Linked DNA regions of Homo sapiens: region 2 is linked to region 1. A link is an interaction called in ENCODE POLR2A ChIA-PET data of the cell type or tissue named here. Cell type or tissue: Caco-2. All regions are shown on one strand. Links, peaks and the distances in the headings refer to the core of each region. The heading gives the core; the rest is flanking DNA.

Region 1 (3,199 bases), core at 1-2,500:
CAATGGGAAGAGTATAGTGGGGACCCTCTATATAGGGTCCCCTCCCCAGAGGTCCCCTCCCCAGAGGGACCCTCCCCAGAGGTCCCTAAATATCTCTTGTCCTGCCTCCCTGCAGCCCATCAGTACCCAGGGAGGTCCAGAGTGAGGGGATGGGCTTCGGCAGACTGAGGAGGGACAGAGAGGAAGGCAAAGAGGGGGCTCACCTGTGGGTAGGGCTGGACACCCAAGGGCCAGGAGAAGTAGCAGCCATGTACCGGCCATGGCCCACTCGGAAGGAGGCAGGACCCAGCTGCAGACCTGAGTTGCGGCTGGGGGAGGAGGCACCCACAAGACTGCCTTCTAGGCCACAGGCCCAGCTGCACCTCAGCTGCTCTACCACGAGCCGTTTCCCCTGGTGACGGGCCCCTACTCCTGCCCTGGCCCCCAAACCCAATCTTGTCTCACGGGCCAGGGAGCACAGGGTGCCTCTCCCACACCAGGAGCCGGACACCTGCACTCCCTCTGAAGAGACAGCACTTCAGTCTGCAAAGTCCCGCTTCAGGGCAGCTACCATCCACAGGACACGGAGCACCAGGTGGCTTGACAGGGGCTTGACATACAGCCCTTCACTTGATCCACTCAACCACTGAGTTACATTTCACAGGTGAGGCAACTGAGGCTCACAGAGAGTGAGGGACCCGCCCAGGGCCACACAGCTGACAGGTACCAGAGCCAGGGCTTGAACTGTTTTTAGATGGCTGGCTTTATTATAGGCAAAAAGATACCCAGGGCCAGGCGCAGTGGCTCACGCCTGTAATCCCAGCACTTTGGGAGGCTGAGACGAGCGGATCACAAGGTCAGGAGATCAAGACCATCCTGGCTAACACGGTGAAACCCCGTCTCTACTAAAAATACAAAAAAATTAGCTGGGTGTGGTGACGGGCACCTGTAGTCCCAGCTATTCAGGAGGCTGAGGCAGGAGAATGGTGTGAACCCGGGAGGTGGAGCTTGCAGTGAGCCAAGATTGTGCCACTGCACTCCAACCTGGGCGACAGAGCGAGACGCCATCTCAAAAAAAAAAAATAAAAAAAGATGCCCAGTAAACTTTTTGCCATGTTGTTACAGCCCTCCTTTTATTTATTTAATTTTTTTTTTTAGAGATGGGGTTCTTTCTTTGTTGCCCAGGCTAGAATGCGGCAGTACAATCATAGCTCACTGCAGTCTTGAACTCCTGGGCTCAAGTGATCCTCCTTCGTCAGCCTCCTGAGTAGCTAAGACCACAGGCATGCGCTACCACACCCAGCTAATTTATTTTTATTTTGATTTTTTGTAGAGATGGAGTCTTGCTTTGTTGCCTATGTTGGTTTCGTACTCCTGGGCTCAAGCGATCCTCCTGCTCTGGCTTCCCGAAGTGCTGGGAGTACTGGTGTGAGCCACATGCCTGGCATTTATTATACCATTTTAACTTTTTTTTTTTTTTTAAGAGACAGGCTTTTACTCTGTCACCCAGGCTGGAGTGCAGTGATGCGATCACAGCTCACTACACTCTTGAAATCCTGGGCTCAAGCAATCCTCCCACCTCAGCCTTTTGGATTTTTTGGAGACAGTCTGGCTTTATCACTCAGGCTGGAGTGCAGTGGCATGATCTCACCTCAATGCAACATCTGCCTCCCAGTCCCAAGCGATCCTCCTGCCTCACCTTCCCAAGCAGCTGGGACCACAGGCACATGCCACCACACCCAGCTAAATTTTTGTGTTTTTTGCAGAGACTGGGTTTCATCATATTGCCAGTCTGGTCTCGAACTCTTGAGCTCAAGTGATCCACCCTTCAAAGTTCTGGCATTACAGGCATGAGCCACTGTGCCTGGCGTCCTTTTGTTTTTAATCAGACATTCTGTTACAGCAGCCATTCCTTTATTGTTAGACATTTGGGTTTCCAGTTTGGGACAATGGCCATCTTTGTTCATAAAAGCTTTTCCAAATTTGCTTTTTTTTTTTTTTTTGGAGATGGAATCTCTCTCCGTCACCAAGCTGTAGTGCAGTGGTGTGATCTCGGCTCACTGAGACTTCTGCCTCCCGGGTTCAAGCGATTCTCCTGCCTCAGCCTCCAGAGTAGCTGGGACTACAGGCGTGCGCTACCATGCCCAGCTGATTTTTGTATTTTTAGTAGAGATGGGGTTTCACCATGTTGGCCAGGATGGTCTCGATCTCTTGACCTCTCAATCCGCCCACCTTGGCCTCCTAAAGTGCTGGGATTACAAGGGTGAGCCACCGCGCCCGGCTACTTTTTTTGTTTTTGAGACAGGGTCTTGCTCTGTCACCCAGACTGGAGTGCAGTGGTACAGTCAAGGCTCACTGCAACCTCCACCTCCCTGGCTCAAGCGATCCTCCTGCCTCACCCCCAAATTAACCTCTCCAGTAGCTAAGACCACAGGCGTGCGCCACCACCTGGCTAATTTTTTGTATTTTTGTAGAGATGGGATTTTACCATGTTGCCCAGGTTGGTCTAGAACTCCTGAGCTCAAATGATCTGCCTGCCTTGACCTCCCAATGTGCTGGGATCAGACTTGAGCCACCACACCCAGTCCCCCAAATTTACATTTATTTCCTTAAAATTATTGTCTAAAGGCCTCTGTAATTTTTTTGTGGTTTGTTGTTCAACTATTAAAAAATTATTTTTTTCTAGCTGGGCGCGGTGGTTCACGCCTGTAATCCCAGCACTTTGGGAGGCCGAGGGGCGGGGGGTGGATCACGAGGTCAGGGGTTCAAGATCAGCCTGACTAACATGGTGAAACCCCGTCTGTACTAAAAAATACAAAAATTAGCCAGGCATGGTGGTGCGTGCCTGTAATCCCAGCTACTCAGGAGGCTGAGGCAGGAGAATCACTTGAACCCGTGAGGCAGAGGTTGCAGTGAGCCGAGATGGTGCCATTGCACTCCAGCCGGGGTGAAAGAGCGAGACTCTGGCTCAAAAAGAAAAAAAAAAAAGAGACAAGATCCTGTTATTTTACCTGGACTGGAGTGCAGTGTCTATTCACAGATGTGATTGTCAAACTCATGGCCTCAGACTACAGAGTAGCTGGGACTACAGGGGCATGCTTCCATACCTGGCCATCCTAACCATTTGTAAGCATACATTTCAGTGGCCATTCATACTGCTGTGCAACCATCACCATCATCCATCTCTAGAATTTATCTTGCAAAAATGAAACTCTGTACC
Region 2 (3,199 bases), core at 295-2,794, 530 kb before region 1:
AGTTTCTGACTACAGGGCTAGCACCTCCATGAAAGCCTGGGTATGAGACCTGAACATAACCCCACTCTGCTCCCCACCCCATCCCCACCAAATGATCTGTTAGTAGCTGGGTACCTAGAACTGTGCCAGTGCTATGAGCAATACCAAAGAAACCAAAGGCTGGACTCTGTCCTCAAGGTGCCTACATTTCACGGAGGTGCACACACACAAACCAGACAAAACAAATGGGCTAAACTGTGTGGCACTGACTCCAGGGGTGGCAGTGGCTACGCAGGGAATGACCAGAGCGACTGAAAGGGCAGGTGACACTTCAAGGTTGGAGTGGGCCTAGAATTGGGTCCTGAAGACATGATGGAGCTATAAGGTAGGGCCACCACAGCTTAGAAGAGAAGGCAGAAGAGGCAGGCCTAGGGCTTTAGGATACAGCTTCCCTACCTTTTCCATGTCACCGTACTCAGAGAAAATGATACTAGGTTGACCTGGAGGTAAGGAAGGGTTGTATACCCTCCAGTGAGGCCACCTGAAGCCAAGGGCAACCGGTTCAGGTCTCAAGCTGTCTGAAGCACTGCCTGCTGAGCCTAGGACTCAGGGGATCAGTATCTTGGGGCACAAGAGTGGAGGGTGTATGGTAGGAAGTACAAGAAAGATGAAGCTGGAAAGGTGGCCTGGGTCAGGGCGAGGAAGACCTTGAGATCACCAGCCATGAATCTGGACCTGGGCACTAGGAGTTCGCTGTCCTTGCCTGCTCATCCTGTCCTCCATTTCAGCCCCCTGATCAGCCCTGGCTGCTGTGAGTTTATATAAAGCCTTCCTGGCTATGCCCTCCTCTAAGTGCCAGTAGTTCTGGTTCCCCCTTCCCCTCCCAAGTCCATCTCCCCCAGACCTGAGCTGGGCCAGCTCCAGCTGGCTGGTGTCCACGCCGTCCAGCAGCACTCGCCCTGAACTGGGCTCTAGCAGCCGGAAGAGCACCAACAACAGGGAAGACTTGCCGGAGCCTGTGCGGCCCACGATGCCCAACTTCTCTCCAGGCTGCACGCAGAAGGTCACTCCATCCAGGGCATTCGGCAGCCCTGGCCGGTACGCCAACACCACGTCCTGGAACTCCACGCCCCCCTGGGTCAGCCAGCCGGTGCCCAGCTGGTGGGGTCCATGGGTGGGAGACAGACGGGGAAAGGGAGATAGGGGAGATGAGGAGCGATGGTGAGGAGGGGAGAATAATGAGAAATGGACAGTGTGAGAGGAATGAGAGAATGAGAGATGGGGAAGAAGGGACATGGTGAAGAATTGTGGTCATCATGAAGAGAGGTTATGGGAGCTGAGAAAGATGGGTGGGCAAAAAGAAAGGAATTGTGAGGGAGACTGGGGCCTTCAGGGTTCCAGAGCTTTGGCCTGGGGTGGGGGTACAGGCCCACCTGCAGTGGCTGGCCCTGGGGTTCCTGGGGCAGGTCACAGGTGTACTCTTCCAGCCGCTCGACGCTCACCAGCATGGCCTCTGTCTGTGTGAAGCTGCTCACCAGGCCCGAGAGCAGGCCCGTCAGGGACAGGGCATAAGACAGCGACAAGCCCACCAGCCCTGGGGGAGAGAAGTACCAGCTGCTGGGAGAGCTTGGACACCGGGACGTTTGTGGGAGACTCCCCAGGCTGTGGACTGCTGGCATTTAAAGGAAGCAACAGAGGCTGGGCGCGGTGGCTCACGCCTGTAATTCCAGCACTTTGGGAGGCCAAGGCAGGTGGATCACGAGGTCAGGAGTTTGAGACCAGCCTGGCCAACATGGTGAAACCCTGTCTCTACTAAAAATACAAAAATTAGCTGGGCGTGGTGGCAGGCGCCTGTAATCCCAGCTACTTGGGAGGCTGAGACAGGAGAATTGCTTGAACCCAGGAGGCAGAGGTTGCAGTGAGCCGAGATCGTGCCACTGCACTCCAGCCTGGGCAACAGAGCGAGACTCCATCTCAAAAAAAAAAACAAAACAAAAAAGCAACAGAGAAGCAGGAGGGTGATAGGACCTAGCCAGGAGCACAGGAGGCCAGATGCAGGGCAGGGGGTGGGCCTGGAGAAGCTGGGAGGGACGGCATGTGGGAGACTGAAGCGGGCTGGGGCAGTGTGGTGGGGACGGGGTGGAAGCAGGGAAGGGACTGAGACCAGCAGCTCAGAAGACTCATTCTAGTCCCCAAGCCACCACCACCTGGGCAAGTCCCTCCTGGGGATTGTCTCCTCAACTCCAAACGGGGGTGATGATGATAATCATGATACATCCTCACAGGGAACCCTGGGTGGGAGGTGAAAATGTTGGGGGGATGGTGCAGGGAGAGATCTGGGAGAGCGGTGGACTAACTTGTGGATGAGGTAGGGGTGAGGGGTCCTGGGTGGCACCTGGGTTAGCGAGGCCCTGCTGGTGCTGCACCAGAGCGATGCCTGCGATAGCGCTGACCACTGCCGCCCCCATGAGCTGTAGCCGAATGTCCAGCCACTGCATTGTGGCACTGGTGGCAAACTGGCACCTCTGGTTTAGCTCAAGGAGTCGCAGGTTCTCCTCCTCAAACCTAGGGAAGGCCAGAGGGATGTGAAGCCACTCCACTGTTGCCCTGAGCCACCCAGCCTCAGGGCCTCAACAGGGAAGGCCCTTATTGAGCAGCTCCTTCTTGGGAGCTGGTCTGTATACCCACAGGCCTCCCTCAGGGCTGCAGATGCCAGTGTGCTCTTTCAAAGTGGGGGTCCACTCTGCCTCCCTATCTCCTTCTTCTGTTGCTTTCCTCCTTCCCCATCCCTTGTCCCCAGGAGGGCTGAACCAACCATACCCTGCATATTCCTCTTCTTGGGGGTCTCTCTTTTCCTCTCCCCCCAACACCTCATCCCCCTGGGCTCTGGTTCACACACCTGTAGGTGGCCCCTGTGGCCCGGAGCACAGAGAGGCCAGCCAAGGTATCGGCCAGATGGCTATACAGTGGAGACAGGGTGAGGCTGCCCAGGCGCCGCAGCTCCCGTGAGGAGGCCCTGTAGTGGCGCTGCACGTGATAGTACATGATGCTCAAAGGCGGCAGCAGGAGCAGCAGCCAGGGCAGGCCAGAGCCCAGCACGGCCAGGAGCCCCAGCAGGCCTGCCGCGTTGGCCAGGAGGATGTTGAGGATGAAGGGCAGGCTGTCATCCGCACAGGCCACATCAGAGGAGAAGCGGTTTAGGATCCGGCCCGTGGGTGTG

What was found. ChIA-PET counts read pairs that join two places held together with the same protein. Peaks named below come from ENCODE experiments on the same cell type or tissue, not always from the same donor. Only the 100,000 strongest peaks of a DNase experiment are listed, where the experiment ranks them.
Region 2: POLR2A ChIA-PET joins it to region 1 with 10 read pairs; 2 of 35 experiments call an interaction of 5 or more read pairs at or near these places.

What each region holds. Positions count from the first base shown.
Region 1 is chr6:42,913,132-42,916,330 of GRCh38, reverse strand. PTCRA (pre T cell antigen receptor alpha) reads right to left here and starts at 278. Exons shown (of 4, transcript NM_138296.3): 1 at 204-278. The coding sequence starts at 261. In Caco-2, for the core only: no CTCF peak of the experiment used is centred there; no DNase peak of the experiment used is centred there.
Region 2 is chr6:43,445,622-43,448,820 of GRCh38, reverse strand. It overlaps ABCC10 (ATP binding cassette subfamily C member 10), which reads right to left. Exons shown (of 22, transcript NM_001198934.2): 15 at 2,879-3,199; 16 at 2,375-2,544; 17 at 1,413-1,573; 18 at 884-1,137. Among named protein-coding and RNA genes, the nearest start is that of DLK2, 8.3 kb to the left of the region's middle. In Caco-2, for the core only: no CTCF peak of the experiment used is centred there; no DNase peak of the experiment used is centred there.